Linked DNA regions of Mus musculus: region 2 is linked to region 1. A link is a loop called in an ENCODE intact Hi-C map of the cell type or tissue named here. Cell type or tissue: heart. All regions are shown on one strand.

Region 1 (8,000 bases):
CAGCTAGCAGTAGTGGTACATTCCTGAAATCCCAGAACTCAGGAGGCTGAGGCAGATGGAATGTGAAGTGTAAGTACAGCCTGAGTTTCAAAGGAGTGAAAAATCTATCTCTAAAAGCAAACAAGGAGGACTGGAGTGTTTGAGGTCAAGAGCACTGACAGCTCTTACAGAGGACCCAGGTACAGCCCTCACTACCAACACGGTGACTCCAGTTCCAATCAACAATATGCTGGTTTTTTTCTTCTGGACCCAAACAAGTCCTATATGTCTGCATTCAGACTTAAAAGATTCAGAAATGTCGGTAATAAGCTCTCACTTTTATTTCTATACCATTACATGATCAAATCCAAACTAAGTAGAAGTCAAAAGAGGATATGGTATACAGAACTACCCTACAACATTAAAACCAGATGATTCTTGGCTTAAAATTTTCTTAGCCAAAAATTCTAGGGTACATATCTAACTCAGTATATTCAAATGCAAAATAAGTATTAACTTCCATATATTATTTTATTGAGAAATATTCTCCCTGTGTAGCCTTGCTGTCTTGGAACTCTAGGCCTGGCTGGCCCTGAACTCACAGAGATCAGCCTGCCTCTGAGAAACAGTCATTCTTCTGGAGTCCTAAAATAAAATACTAGTCAGGTTCTCTCAGGAATCCTGACCCTTAAGCCAAACTTACCTGACAGACTTCAAACAGAACCATTCCTAAGAAAGTTAACCAACAGCATTCTAGGCTTACACCCCCCACCCCCATAGCCTAAACAATCCTCTAGAGATAAGAAAGTTAATCAAAACCCAGAGATTTCAAAACTGTTTTCTAATATACTTCAATGATTGTAATGATATTAAAACAATAATCTACTGCAAAAACACAAAGGAGCCAGGTGTGGTGGCATACAAACCTTTGATCCCATTGCTTAAAAGACAGAGGGAGGCAGATCTCTGTGAGTTCAAGGCCTGCCTGGTCCAAAAACATGGTAAGGTCTAGGCTAGCTAAAGCTATAGAGAGAGATCCTGACTGAATAGCAAAACAAAACACAAGAGATGTTTGTAAAATAGTTTAATGAAATAAGATCAAGTGAAACTATCATCACTATATCAGAACTTCATAAAATTTTAACCATTTTCGTTATAGTCTTTAAAAAGCTTCCCCCACTAGAGACTACCTGTAAGTTATTTCACATTTTCTGTAGTAGTATGACTAAATTTTATAGTAACATCCAGAAATAGATAGTATCCTACTTTTCATATCTTAAAAGTTACTGGCTTTTAAATCTGTACAAAACAATAAAATAGGATAATCTAGGTAAAATGTGTACTGTTTTTAAAAAGCATTGTACTACTTCTTGCCTTGAGAAAAGAACCTTAAAGACTGTTTTGTCTAATATGCTTAAATCAAGGCAAGATTAATACAGGTTTATGTGTAAATGAAGACACGAGACAAGACAGTAACAGAGTATTTCTAGTGATAACAGTATTTGGTCTCTTAATTTGCAACTGGAATTAACTTTAGTCAAATTGATCTCAACAAGAAGTTATAGACTACTCAAGTTTACATAACTGTCTCTTCACCAAGATTCCTGAGAAAGTAGCAATTTCCTACAAGAACTGCATGGCTTAATCAAGTTATGTGTGCACTCTAAGTGTCTTGGATCAGTTCTTTGTTCTACAACACAAGTGTAACTCCCAGATCCTGCTCAGCATGCACTGTCAAAACCACCTTCAGGCTCTGAACAGAGCATTCTTTTTATTAAAAATTAAATTCCATCTAAGAGTTTCACAGAGTCTGTGTATTTCTCGAACACATACAATTGGGGCAATTCACACCAACCAGTGTTTCTATTACAGGTTACTAATCAGTACAGATTAACCGTGTTAATAGCTGTTAACACAGCAAAGCCCTATAGTACTAAACTATGTACTATGATGGTAGTGTGACTTCACAAAAACCATACGCTAAACACGTTAAATTTCCAATCCTGTTTGACCTGCACAATTTTTCCTCTTCCTCTTATCAACAAACTAATTACTTTAAACAACGCTCAAATAGGGCAAAACAAGAAACTTAAATCACAGATACCAGGAAACACATTGCCCCTTGTGTTCTTAAGCAGTTAAAGAAAGGAGAGCCCAACCACAAATATGACTAGGAAAAGTGAATTCGACCATCAGCCAGTCCTGACCTGACTGAGATGACTCCATGCTGTTTAATTGTCTCAGAGATAAATGCCTTCCACAAGAGTTCGTTAATTTAGACATTTACCTTGGGTCTCCACTGCCTTTTGGAACTCCAAGAGGGAGTATCAAGACAGTCTTACTCTTTCGGTCTAGGGAGTGAGGAGAGGGCGGGAGGCGACATGAGAACTAGCGAGAAGACAGATCAGAGAAAGGCCAACATTCTTCCCAAAGTCCGGCGGCCTGGGAACGCCCCTAATCCAGGGAGCTCCGGGGGAGCGCCAGGCTCTCCCGCGCAAAACACAGCGCCAGTCTCAGCCAAGTTTCACGCGCCCGGCCGGGGACCGGGGCCTGCACTCGTGCATCCCCACCGAAGCCCTGAAACTCACCGGCGTCCACGCCGAAGGGCCGAGCGGGGCCCAGCGGCACTGCCCGCCAACACGCTCCCAGGCCGGAGCTGCCGCCCGAGCAGGCAGAGGTAGGAGCAGCCAGCGGCCCGGCGCAGCGAGGCCCAGCTCGGGCGGGCAGGGCGGCGGAGAGTCACGAGCCTAAGGCCAGGCCCGCGCGGCCGTGGAAGGCTGGGGGTGGCGACAACAAAAAGAAAGGGGGGTGGGGGAGGAAAAAAAAAAAAAGGCGGAAGACTAAAAAGTCGCCGAAAAGGCGGCGTAGACAACCCTGTCACAGGACCCGGAAGATCAACGTGACCCCGGAAAGGAATCATCAGCGGGAGCGAAAGGTCAGACTTCCGGCAGCCGACACTGGAGAGCGCGTTTGCTGAGCTGCGCAGGCGCACAGCCCCACCCTGGTCCAGCCAGGGAGTCTGCGGCGGCTGCTGAGATGGTGGCGAGGGAAGGTACAGCCCGGCCCTTCCGCAGGGCAGTAGGCCACCCCGCTCCGCTGGCGCCGCCTCCTAAGTTACGTGCCGCTGGCCATTTCCAGGAGGCCTGTTCTGTCCATGGAGGGCCTTCCAGGAGATATCCAAAACCAACCTTCCCATTGCTGGAAAGATCAGTATGAAATCGTGGGTGATGTTCTCCTCAACAACAAACAAACAAAAACAGTTTCTTGGAGACAAAATCATGCCTCTAAGGCCCCCAAAACCACCCACACATTACCCTGCCCTAGCTCGCACTCACTTGTCTAACAAATACCCACCATTGTTTCTCATTGAGAGAACTTTAGTATCTGGTGAAACTGTCTAAACTGCTTGATTTATTGATGAATATCTGTAAACAATAGCCCTGTTTTGTCCCCGTAGAATCTGACCGTTCCCAATCCCGAAAGTAATGATTTGTTTACTGCTTTTTGGTTTTCTTGTTATTTATTCTGGGTTTTTTTCCCCCATTGTTTTTAGTTTGGTTGTTTTTTTGTTTTTGTTTTGTTTTTGTTTTGTCGGGACAGGGTTTCTCTGTATAGCCCTGGCTGTCCTGGAACTCACTTTGTAGACCAGGCTGGCCTCGAACTCAATAGTTATTCAATTTTTAATTTTTCTACCTTAATTCACAAACTGAGGTCATTTCTGTGATAATACTTAGAGTCGTTTGATAACTTACTATATGAATAATAACTTAACTGAATCCCACTTATTTCGATAAAGAGTTTTCGTTTCACTTGACTTGCAAAGTCTTTATAAATTATATTTGAATCATTTAAATAATTTTTTAAAAAACTTGTCACGTGCTTCCGAGTATCATCTGATGTGGTAAATGTTAATTGTGCTTTGGTAATAAAGTATGTTCAGTTATTGTGTAGAGTATTTTATAAATGTCAGTTAAGTTGATCTTCAACATGGCTCTGGTTTCCTGTCTTGCTTGTCTTTTCGGGCATAAAAAGGGCATATAAGAAGGCTAGGGCCAAGACAGGTGTGGTGGTGCACGCCTTTAATCCCAGCACTTGGGAGGCAGAGGCAGGCGGATTTCTGAGTTCAAGGCCAGCCTGGGCTACAGAGTGAGTTCCAGGACAGCCAGGGCTACACAGAGAAACCTTATCTCGAAAAACCTAAAACAAACAAACAAAAATGTCAGCCTATCATGTATGAGTCTCTGGGTTCAATACCCAGCACTGAAAAAGTACTGAAATATGGCTATAATTATGGCTCATTCTCTATTTCTTTTCTGTCTGTCAGCTGCTACTGCCCTTATTTATCACCCGCCAGAGAAAGTTTTTATTGTTATGGAAAGATCTACATTGTAAACTGACCTACTTTTTGCTGTTATTATTACTCTGAAGTACGTTCTTTCTGAGCATAATGCAGGTATTCCAGCTTTATGGTGGATAGTATTCATGTGCATTTTAAAAGGGAGACTGTATTTATGAATTTTCTCCTCACTCTAACCAAAATATCTGATAGAAAGGTTTCAGTTGGCTCATGGCTTCAGAAATTTCAGTGCAGTGTAGCTAGGAAGTCATGAAAGAGTTCACCACAGCCAACAGCATGCTCACACCTGCCCAGTACCAAACTGATTCATCTTCACGAACTTCTATACAATTAGAATGGCTGTTTTAAACCATGAAGCTCCACTTAGGACTTCACATTTCCACTACCAATTACATTGTATACACTTCACCACCACATACACATTAAAGAGTTTTTTAAACTTAAAAAAAAAAACTATGACAGAATTGGCTCACAAATATGAAACACCAATAACTACTTTTAAAACTGTTCAACATCCCTAGTTATCAGAGAACTGTAAATTAAAATTACTTTGAATAAGTTAATTCTCACTCCAGACAGAATGCTATCATCAAGAAATCTGACAATAAATGTAGAAGAGGATGGAGGGTGAAAAAAAAAAACCTTACCCTGGTGGCAAAGCAAATCAATGAGCCAGTATGAAACTCAGTTGTGGGGGGCTGGAGAGATGGCTCAGTGGTTATGAAAGAAAATAAAACTTGAGACCTGTGATTTTTTTTTTTTTTTTTTTTTTTTGGTTCTTCGAGACAGGGTTTCTCTGTATAGCCCTGGCTGTCCTGGAACTCACTTTGTAGACCAGGCTGGCCTCGAACTCAGAAATCCGCCTGCCTCTGCCTCCCAAGTGCTGGGATTAAAGGCGTGTGCCACCACACCCAGCTTATAATCATTAAAAGAAAATTTTATTTTATTAGTCAGGGTTCTCTAGAGAAACAGCACTGATAGAATAAAAAATATATGCATGTATATGAATACACACACACACACACACATATTTGAGATTTATTAGAGTGGCTTACAGTCAGTGGCCTGATTATTCCAAGAATAGCTGTCTCCTGGCAGAAGAATCCAGTAGTTGCTGAGCCCACCATGTCTCAGATCGTTTTCAGTGTGTGATAGAAGGAGGTTGTAATGCCAGTGAAGGAATCAACTTGAAAACAAGAATAAGGGGAACTAGGCATAGAAAGCAAGTTTCTTTTTCCATATCATTTATATAGGCTGCCACTAAAAGATATAGCCCAGATATAAGTGGGTCTTCTCACTTCAAATGGTCCAATCAAGAGAAATCTCTCACAAGTTTATTCTGCACCTTAGGTTTGAGTTCCAGATATTGTCAAGATATATATATATTTCAGATATACTCAAGTTGGTCACTTTGAATAGCCATCCCATCTACCAAAAGGATGTTGCAAATCTAAACATTTATGTACCAAATATAAGAACATCCAAGTTCATAAGAGAAATACTACTACAGCTAAAACCACATATCGACACTCAGTGACAGTAAGTGACCTCAGTACTCCATTCTCACCGACGGACAGGTCATCCTGACCAGAACTAAACAGAGAAGTGGGAAGTTAAGTGGCATCATGAATCTAGTGGACCTAGGAAATATTTAGAGAACATTTCCCCCAAACACAAAGGATATAGTTTCTTTTCAGCAGCTCATGGAACTTTCTCCAAAACTGACCAGATATTAGGACATGAAACAAGTATTAACAAATATAAGAAATTCAAAATAACACCCTGCTTCCTATCTGACCACCATAAAGTAAAATTGGATAACAGCAGCAAAAGAATGTATACAAACTCATGGAACGGAACAATTCACTGTTAAATGAAAACTGGATCAAGACAGAAATCAGGAAAGAAATTAAATTTTTGTTTTTTAGAATTAAACAAAAATGAAAATAACATTTCCAATCATACGATGAGATGAAAGCTTAATTAAAAGAGGTAATTCATCATGGTGCTTACAACATAATACTAAAGTTATCTCAGTACTTTAACAGCACACCTGAAAGCTCTAGAACAACAAGAAGTAACACCCCAAGACACAGGTAGCAAGAAATAATCAAACTCAATGAAATAGAAACAAGGAGGAAAAAAATACAAAGAATTAATGAATTGACAAGTAGGTTCATAGAGAAAAATCAACAAATTGACAAGCCCTTAGCCAATTTAACAAAAAGACAAAGAGAAGATCCAAATTAATAATACTAGAGATGAAAGAGGGCATCATATCAGACACTAGGATAATTCAGAGAACCATAAGAATATACTTTTAAAATCTGTACTCCACAAAACCAAAAATCTGAGCTGGAGAGATTGCTCAGTGGTTAAGAGCACTGACTGCTCTTCCAGAGGTCCTGAGTTCAATTCCCAGCAACCACATGGTGGCTCACAACCATCTGTAATGGGGATCAGATGCCCTCTTCTGGTGTGTCTGGAGACAGCTATAGTGTACTCACACACACATGAAATAAATAAATAAAATCTATTTAAAAAAAAGAAAACAAAAAACAAAAATCTAAAAGAAATGGATAAGTTTCTCAATACATACACAAACAATGTTAAATCAAGATCAAACAATTCAAACAAACCCATAACAGTGAAATAGAAGTAGTAATTAAAAGTCTTCTAACCAAAATAACCCAAGGACAGATGGATTCAGTGCAGAATTCTACCAGATATCTCAGGAAGAGCATCAATAACACCAATACATCTGGAATTATTCCTACAAGATAGAAACTGAAGGGACAGTTCCTAATTCTTTTTTTTTTAAGATTTATTTATTTATTATATGTAAGTACACTGTAGCTGTCTTCAGACACACCAGAAGAGGGCATCAGATCTCATTACAGATGGTTGTGAGCCACCATGTGGTTGCTGGGGTTTGAACTCAGGACCTTCGGAAGAGCAGTCAGTGCTCTTAACCACTGAGCCATCTCACCAGCCCCAGTTCCTAATTCTTGTGAGGTTACTATTCCCAAATCTACACAAAGATCCAACAACAGAAAGAAAATTATAGACCAATATCCCTTAAGGACTGTATTAGTTAGGGTTCTCTAGAGTCACAGAACTTATGGATAGTCTCTATATAGTAAAAGAATTTATTGATGACTTACAGTCGGCAGCCCAATTCCCAACAATGGTTCAGTCGCAGCTGTGAATGGAAATCCAAGGATCTAGCAGTTACTCAGTCTCACACAGCAAGCAGGCGAAGGAGCAAGAGCTAGACTCCCTTCTTCCAATGTCCTTATATTGTCTCCAGCAGAAGGTGTAGCCCAGATTAAAGGTGTGTTCCTTAAACTCGGAGATTTAATCTTCTGGAATCCATAGCCACTATGGCTCAAGATCTCCATACCAAGATCCAGATAAGGATCTCCAAGCCTCCAGATAAGGGTCACTGGTGAGCCTTCCAATTCTGGATTGTAGTTCATTCCAAATATAGTCAAGTTGACAACCAGGAATAGCCACTACAAGGACATAGATAAAAATATTCTTAGTAAGATACTTGCAAATTGAATCTGAGACTGCATCAAAAAGATTATCCACTATGATCAAGTTGGCTTCATCTCAGAGATGCAGGGATGGTTTAACATATGTAATCAATAAATGTAATCCA
Region 2 (8,000 bases), 100 kb before region 1:
GGATGGATGCTCAGTGGATGAGTGGATGGGTGCTCAGTGGATGAGTGCTCAGTGGATGGGTGCTCAGTGGATGAGTGTTCAGTGGATGGGTTCTCAGTGGTTGGGTACTCAGTGGATGGATGCTCAGTGAATGGGTGTTCAGTGGATGGTTGCTTAGCAGATGGGTGCTCAGTGGATGGTTGCTTAGTGGTTCCATGTTTCTCAACAGCATCTCTGGCGAAATGTGATATAATGAGACTCAAAATTAAAATCTTACTGTTTCAAGCATTTTTTAGCATTTAGAATAGAATTGGCTAGGGTAGTAGATTCAAATTTTAAAGGACAAAATTATTGATCACAGAAAGTAATTGCTTTGTGTGCTAATGTGTAGCATTTTACTTTTTTATAACATTAAGGGTCTTTGTTATGAGATAGCAATTTCCTTAGAACCTAGAAAAGTGCTCTGACACATATTCTACCCATAAAAATAACAGATAAGCTAGTCGTAACTAAGTTCTTAGAGAAATATCCATATGTTTTCAGACCATTTTGCTTAAAATAAATATTAAATAGCGGTCATTTTTAAGAAAATGTGAAAGCAAACCCAATATCTATGTACGATTTGTGTGTGTTAAGTTGGTTTACCTTAACAGCACTTATAGCCGTGTCGAGTGCTGAAACCTCGTGGTCTTTGTGAATGTCCAGTGCCTTGTCCATTTCAGAGACCAGGCTTTTGCAGGTGTAGCAGTAAGATTCAGCCTGAGTCTTTTTCGGTTCCTTTTGTGTCTTAGCGGTCACTGATTCTCTTGCTGATTGGTCTTCTGTCCTGTCCCACACTTCCTGTGAAGCAGACATTCTTGGTTCCCCCTCACTCGTGAGCTCCTGTTCCCTGATGTGCTCAAAGGATTCTGATCCTTGAGATAACACTTCTTTGGGTGAGGATTCTGAACCTGGCTCTTCTGGTAAGATGGCTTGACTGGCTGCTTCCTGATTCAGAGAGCCAACAAAGTCATACTCATCCTGCACAGGGGTATTGTGGAGCCTCTCTTCCCGGGACACAGATGGGACCAGCCTCTCTTGCAATACTTCAGGAGCATAGGTGGCACCTGCTGCAGATTCTTCTTCTGGGAAAGACTCTTGTACGGGGACATTCAGATTGACATCTGGACTTGCATTTCCTGCCTCATTACCCTGGCTGCTTGGCTCACTCTCCAGAACACAGCGGGTGTCCTGGAATGGAACTGCATAGCTCATCTTCTGGGTGACTGCTCTGACTTGCTCTGTAATGGGAGCTTTCTGCTGCATTGCCGCCTCATCAAGGGTCTCCATGTGGCCTGTGGGTTCTCCTTCCCGGCCAACAACTTTGTGCTGTTCTTCCAGATTTTTCTCCCAAAAACTAGTTTCAGGCTTTCTCCTGATCTCTCTTTCTGCAACTCTCAGTTGCTGTGAATCCTCTTCACCAACTGGCTTTTCTTCCAGGCCTTGGCCTTGATCTTCTTGAGTTACAGTTTCGTCATGAAGAATGTCGTCTTTGAGTATGTACTTCTCAAAATACATACCTGGTCCATCATCAGTGTCAGAATGTCGCCTTGGGAATGATGTCTCAGAGTCCACACTGTCACCTTCTGAAGCTGTTTCGCCTTCATTTTTCTCCCCACCCGCCCCTTCATACAGATCCTTATAGAAGAAGGAAAGTGCTGGGGGCTCCTCTAGCAGCTCAGGGTTGACAGCCTTGGGGGTGGTGGGAAATATTTGTCTTTTTGATAGAACTCCTTCCTCCACATCAAATAAAGGCATCCCAGGAGACCTGGAGTCCACATCTCTACTGATACCCTTTGGAGCATTTCTGTCATCTGGTTTTTGGATAGCCAAAGACTTTTGCATCTCTGCATGAGATAATTTGCTATCATCCTTTTCTGGCCCATAAAAGCTCTCGTCTAACTTTACTAAGTTATATTCATGGTCTAGGGCCTGTTCAGCTGAACTTTCTGGGAAAGAAGTCAGTGTTTTGGTGGCTTCCTCTGAAGATTCCTCAACAGTTGATTTCTGTTTTCCTGAGCCTGGGGAGAGGTTATAATCAATCAAAGTATATTTTTCAAAATAATCCTCTTCACCAGAAACTGTGGGTTGGATAGGTGTGAAATCACCCATTCCTGAGTCTGTGGCTATCTCCTCCTTTGTCTTATGAGTTTCCTTTGTCTCATTTTCCTTCAGTGATGTAATTTTCCTATCAGGAACTTCTAACTTGCTCTTCTGCGTTTTATGGGAAGCAGCTGCCTTCTTCTCATCATGAACAGATATGCTTTTAAATGAAGCTTTCTCTTCCAAATACTGTAACTTATCTTGCATTTGTTCACTTTCTTCCTGATCCACTGAAGGGATGAAGGCAGGGGCATGGATATTCAATATCTCGCAGCCTTCAGAAATGATGCTAAAGGCACTCTTCTGATCTTCTGAAAGGCCAGCTGGCTTGCTGGTTACTGAAAATTCTTCATCTTTCACAGAGGTGCCTTCAGGCTCCTGGGCTGTGCCTCCCATAGGAGGAACTCCATCAGCACTGATCTCTGATGCACTAAGCATAAACTGAGTATAGTTACTTGCTGCTGAAGAGGGCGGTTCGTTTCTGTGCACATCTTCCACAGCTTCCAAGTGATGCTTTGAAATAAGAACAGACTGTTTCAGCATCTCTTCCGTGTAGTCTTTAGATGTCTGGAAAGTGTGGACTGTGGGCCTGTCTGACCATGTTTCTTGTTTCTTCACTGTATGTTCTACAGAAGTTCCTAAAACAAGAGTTTGTGGTTCTACAGCTGACGGCTGAGTTGGCGGCGTTCCTAAATGCTTTGTTTCATCAGTCATGTCTGATACCCTAGCAGCATCCTTAGATAGGGGTCTTGGCTGCACACTTCCATCTTCCGCAGCCACTGAAGCACCAAGGGACAACTCGGGCATCACGAACCGCCTCCTTTCCTCTTTGAGATCCACTCTACTCTCACCTGACTTTTCCAACTCCAGATTTCCTTCCTGAGTAAGAGAATGGCCATCCGTTTCCTCTCCATGGGGAGACTCCACACGGGAAACCTTGGTTTTCTCTACTAAAGTTTTACCTTCTTCCTGGGGATGTGGTTGGGTTTCTGCTGCCTTTCTCTCCCTAATTTCTGGGTATACCTCTGTGACTATATGTTCTGGTTTTTCAACAACTGGTGTTGGTTTAGCCAGCAAATGTGGTTGAGCCTTATCCAAAGAAACAGCTGATGCTCCAGGCACAGGCATGGCTGCAGGGGGGTATTCTTGCTTCTCTCCTTCTGAAAATACCCATTCCTGCACTTCCTTTTCTCTCCTATCCAAAGCAAGAGTCTTGCTGGGTTTTTCCATGAGCTTTTCAGTTGGAGAGATGCGCTGTTCAAGCCTCTCAGCAGCTTTTGATTCTTCCAATTTGAAAGGTCGAGATTCCGGCATCCTTTGCAACTCTCCTACTGCTTCATTTTCCCTGAGTTCCAAGGGAGCCATGATTTCTTGCTTCTCTGCCAGGCCCCTCTTCCCTGCCAAGGAAAATGATCTAGTTTCCCAGCCATCCTTCTCCTCTGTTGGACGTTCCACTTCCTCTTCACAATGTTCCAAAGAAGTGGGTTTTGGCATTTCTTGTCTAAGTCTGTCTTCACCAAGATCACTTAAACTGCCTTTTGATTCCACTGGCAGAATCATTGATGCTGGTTCCTCTGAGTTCATCCTTGTGAAGGCGGACTGGGCTGATTTGGGCTTCTGTGGCATTCTATCTACTACGTCAGATGACGAGAGCCATGTTTCCTTGTGATCACTGCTTGGCTCTTCCTTACGTGCAGAAATATTCCACATAGACGGAGAAGAGACCTCTGGCTTCTGGCGTCTTTGGCTCTCAGTAATATGAAGAGGAGCCATGTTTTGGGCTTCTTCCATACCCACTTTCTCACCCATAGGGGAACAAGGATGAATTCCAGGATGTTTGTCACCAACTGAAGTAGCTAAGCTTTCGCCCATTCCTTCTGAGAAGCCTGGCAGTTCCTTCTGCCCATAGTTTTCAGAGTTAGACTTAGGTTGCTTTAAAACGTCTTCGTTTGATAAAAATGTGAGTTTTTCTTTAAGGTCTTGACTTATGCTGGATTTAACTGAAACGCCTTTGGGCTCCTCGGCCAGTTTAACTGTGACCTCAGGTAATGAATGAACCGCTGGCTTCTCGGCTATATTAACCTCAGCAGGAACTGTACCTTTAGGCTCTATGGCAGGTACTGCTTTCTCTACAGAGGGACCTGGACGAGTTTCTAGATCTTCGTTGTCAGAGACCTTACTATCTGGAATGCTTGATCCAAACAATAAACTAGACATCCATGATTTAAAAGATGAAATGCCTTTCTTTCCCTTCTCTGCAGGAAGACCTTGCTCAGTGACGAGTGACTTCTCAGATGGCTTTTGTGTCACCTCTGGGGTCTCTGGAGGTTGAGGTGTGGCTTTTGCTTTCACAGCAGGGACAGATTTACTTTGGGTGAGTACTTCCACGTTGCCAGAGGCTAGCTTTCTCCCTTCCTCAGAATCATCTACAGCCTTTGACTGAACCCTTCTGGGTTCCTGAGATAGCTTCTCACCAGACACTGGTGCTTTGCTTGTTTCTTGGTTTCTGGTTTCAGATGTGTGATCTGTATCCAGTGGAGCAGCCCCAAGTTTCTCTGACATCAGATCAGTGCTCTCAGAGGACTCCAGCTGCCCAGTTCCTGGTTTTCTATCTTCATGCTGATTGACTAAGCCATCTGGCTTTTCCAGCATCCAGGTGTTGTCCTTTGGAGAAATGAGACTCTCTTTCACTTTTGATCCTGTAACACTGGCACGCTCAGTTGTCACAAATGGCTTGGGTTGCTCCAAATTCTCCTTCTTCTCTGCCAATTGTTTAACACCCAGCTCTGGCTTATCTGCAGAAGAGCTGCTCTCATCAGGCACCTCAACAGCTTGGCCCTCATGAAGGGTCCGTTTAGGCTCTTTTTGCTCAATGGGGAGGTCAAAAGAAGCAGTCTCTAATGGAGCTGAGGCAGGCACAGGAAGCTTCCTGTTTTCTTCTTGTTCTTTTCCTCTTCTCTGAAGCTCAGCGGGGCCCTTTTCTAAGATAGAAGGCCCTGGTTCCGTTCCGATGGGTTTTACTGGTTCTATACCTAAGGATCTATCTCTATCTCTACTATCAATGAGTTCTGACCCAGCAGTTGGTACTTCTGATAACTGTTTGTGCTTCTCAGGCTCTGGGGGGAGCTTTATAAGCTCTTGCTCTCCTGACAGGAAACTCCCCGGCACTGGAGAAGATGTCTCCTCTGCTTGCCTGTTCATCTCATGTCTGAGGGCCAGTAATGTTGGAGCTAAATCATCTGAAACTACATTTTCAGAATCAGGAGACCTTGTTATCTCCTCGTGTTTGTCATTTGGCACCGTGGGTTTGGATGTGGGTGACACTTGCAATGGAGGTGGCTCGTTGTCTTCTCTCTCTACCTCAACCCCTGAGTTGACAGGAAGTTTGGGTTCAGGCCTTAACACCTCTGAGGTAGACATGCTGGGCAAAGGCAAACCACTGCCTAACTCGCTCTTCCCTACTCCCTTTAAGCCTGGGTGTTCCACAGGGCTGGCAAGAGATGGATCTGTCAGGACTTCATCCCTGCCTAATTTAGTTGAATTTGAATCAAGCTTAGTTACTGGCACTGTGGTGGCAGAAGAGCTGGCTTCTGTGTCTTTCCCCATCTCTTCCATCAATGCTGGAAGTGCAGGTGGTGCAGGTGGACTGTGTTCTGCTCCCCTCTCTCTCCCCGATGAAGCCGCAGGAAGTTCCCTGGTTATTTTGGACTCCTGTTTCACTTCCGTTTTCACTGCAGATAAAACCTTAGGTCCAGAAATAGATGTTTCCTCTGGAGGTGAGTGTGGTTTTGCCACTTCAGGCTCATTCTTTGACAACATTCTCTGTTCTAGTTCAGAAGTCACAGTTGGAGCTAAATTGAGTTTGACATCCGCCTTTGGCTCATCTCCCAAGTCAGACAAAACTGAATATTTCATCCCAGACCCTGGAACATTTGGGAGCCGAGGCTCTGGTGTCTGATCCTGCGATTTGTGTGCTGTCGCTTCTTGAGAATCCAGCACAGCTTTTTCCCTTCCGACTCTGGGCAAAGCCATCTGTTCATCTGCACTTGTTAGAGTGAGAGGTGCTGTGGGCTCCTGCTCTGGCTTAAGCACACAGGTTGACTCGGGTGAAACTGAGGGCTGAGAGGTGGGCAAAACGGATGTGGTTTCTTCCTTTACCACTGATGAGAGTGCAGAAGAGGAAGCTGCTATTGTAACTGCTGGCAGACTACTCTTTGCATCTCTCTTCTCCCATCCACTGGTTGGTGGTGGTACCAAATCTTCAGCCTCAGGCTCCAAAGATGCCTGAGTTTTCTCCTGCTGTGCCAGGATGAGATATTCAGACACAGAGGTTGAAATTGTTGGAACATCTGACATAGTTTCTGCTTGGCCGGTCTTATCTGCCGAAGGTAGCAGGCTCAGATCTTCGAACACAGGCCTACAAGGGGAAGACTCCTCCCGCTCCTGCGATGGCTCAGAATGCTCAGGCACAGGCGTGACCACTGAGGACCCCGCCTCTTCTTCATCTGCCTCTGAGAAGTAGGGATAGTCTGGAGCAGACCTCCTAGGTAGTAATTCGTCTGGCTCGACCTTGTTTTGCTCTGTTTCTGCGATTCGGTATGGTGGGATTGACACCTGTGATGCTGAATCCGGAGAAAAGAGGTCAGCCTCTTCCGTGTCCTCATCAGACAGAACAGTCTGCTCAGAGGGGGACGTTAAGCACAGTGGAGAATCCCGCCCCAGCTCTCTCTTCTCTAGTTCCTGAGTCGGATAGGGTGAGAATGAGAATTCTGACGCAAATGCAGAATCAGGGGAAAGGGGCCCAATATTGTCCTCTTCCTGCCCTTGCTCTGATAGACCTGTGGGTGAGGAGGCACCCTTTAGAAGCAGAGGAGATGTGTGGCCAAGCTCTGGTGTGGAAGAGAATGAGCCCCGCTGCTGGTCTCTGCTCCCTTCTTCTGATTGGACCACTTGTTCGGATGAGATGGCCCAGGGAGGTGGGGCATGGCTTTCAGAAAGCAGCTCAGTGGTTTGTGGGGGGAGAGCGCATTCCACTGCAGAGACCTCATTGGATGAAGATAGCCCAACTCCAATGGCTTCCTTTTCTTCTTCTAACAGGGTTGCAGGATCAGAAAGGCCTCTTGGTTTGAATTGGGGCATGTCATCTATTGTTTTTTGGGGGGATTCCCGTGTTGCATTTTGTGAAACCGAGGGTTTAAATGGCAGCTTTGAATCTGATGCGAAACTTCCACTTCCTAGACTCTCATCTTCCGATAGAACTGCCTGGCTCAGTGCTGCTGGGGGAAGTAGCCCAATATCTTCTTTCTCATCTTCTGCCTGAATGATGGGCTCAGAAACACGTTGGGACTTTAATGGGAGCTTGTGGTCACCTGTTTTCAACAGCAACTCTTGCGCATGTGCTGGAACAGAATACTCAGCCGCAGATTCAGATTCTGGTGAGTGACACACGCTCTCTGAGGCCTCATCTCCAGACAGGACTGGTGAAACTGTTGAAAAGAGTGGGGACTGGATGGCAGATGTCTTCTCAGTGGTGGATGGAGAAAGAGACTGCTCAGATACAGAGGTCATAGCTGGGGAATAAGACTCACGTTCCTCGTCGTCCTCTGAAAAGACTGCAGGTTCATTGCTAGATTTCACATCAGATACAGAAACTGCCTCTACTTCCAGCTTCTCTGGTGTATGGTTCAAATCCTGTAGGACTGAATACTCAGATACAAAAGCAGAATCGGTAGAAACAGACTCGTTTTCTTCTCTTTCTTCCTCGGACAAAGTGATACGTTCAGGTGTGAATGTCATCTGTGTTGGTAGAATGGGCTCTTTTCTGTGCTCTACTTCAGGGGACAAAGGCGATGGGGAAGTCTCCTTAGAAGCTAAAGGAC

Evidence for each region. Hi-C counts contacts between places; a loop is a spot of excess contacts. Peaks named below come from ENCODE experiments on the same cell type or tissue, not always from the same donor. Only the 100,000 strongest peaks of a DNase experiment are listed, where the experiment ranks them.
Region 2: it touches region 1 in a loop (2.2-fold over the local background); 3 of 42 quality-filtered maps call a loop at or near these places.

The regions. Positions count from the first base shown.
Region 1 is chr13:93,189,527-93,197,526 of GRCm38, forward strand. Tent2 (terminal nucleotidyltransferase 2) reads right to left here and starts at 2,891. Exons shown (of 15, transcript NM_133905.3): 1 at 2,568-2,891. Gm41020 (a long non-coding RNA gene) reads right to left here. Exons shown (of 3, transcript XR_873808.1): 3 at 7,813-7,851. In heart, a CTCF peak has its summit at 3,030; a DNase peak (open chromatin) is centred at 3,005; H3K4me3 peaks cover 3,478 bases; H3K27ac peaks cover 2,286 bases.
Region 2 is chr13:93,088,496-93,096,495 of GRCm38, forward strand. Cmya5 (cardiomyopathy associated 5) reads right to left here. Exons shown (of 13, transcript NM_023821.3): 2 at 625-8,000. It overlaps A630019I02Rik (RIKEN cDNA A630019I02 gene), which reads left to right and starts at 6,338. Exons shown (of 4, transcript NR_046182.1): 1 at 6,338-6,668; 2 at 7,219-7,244; 3 at 7,360-7,556. In heart, no CTCF peak of the experiment used is centred here; no DNase peak of the experiment used is centred here.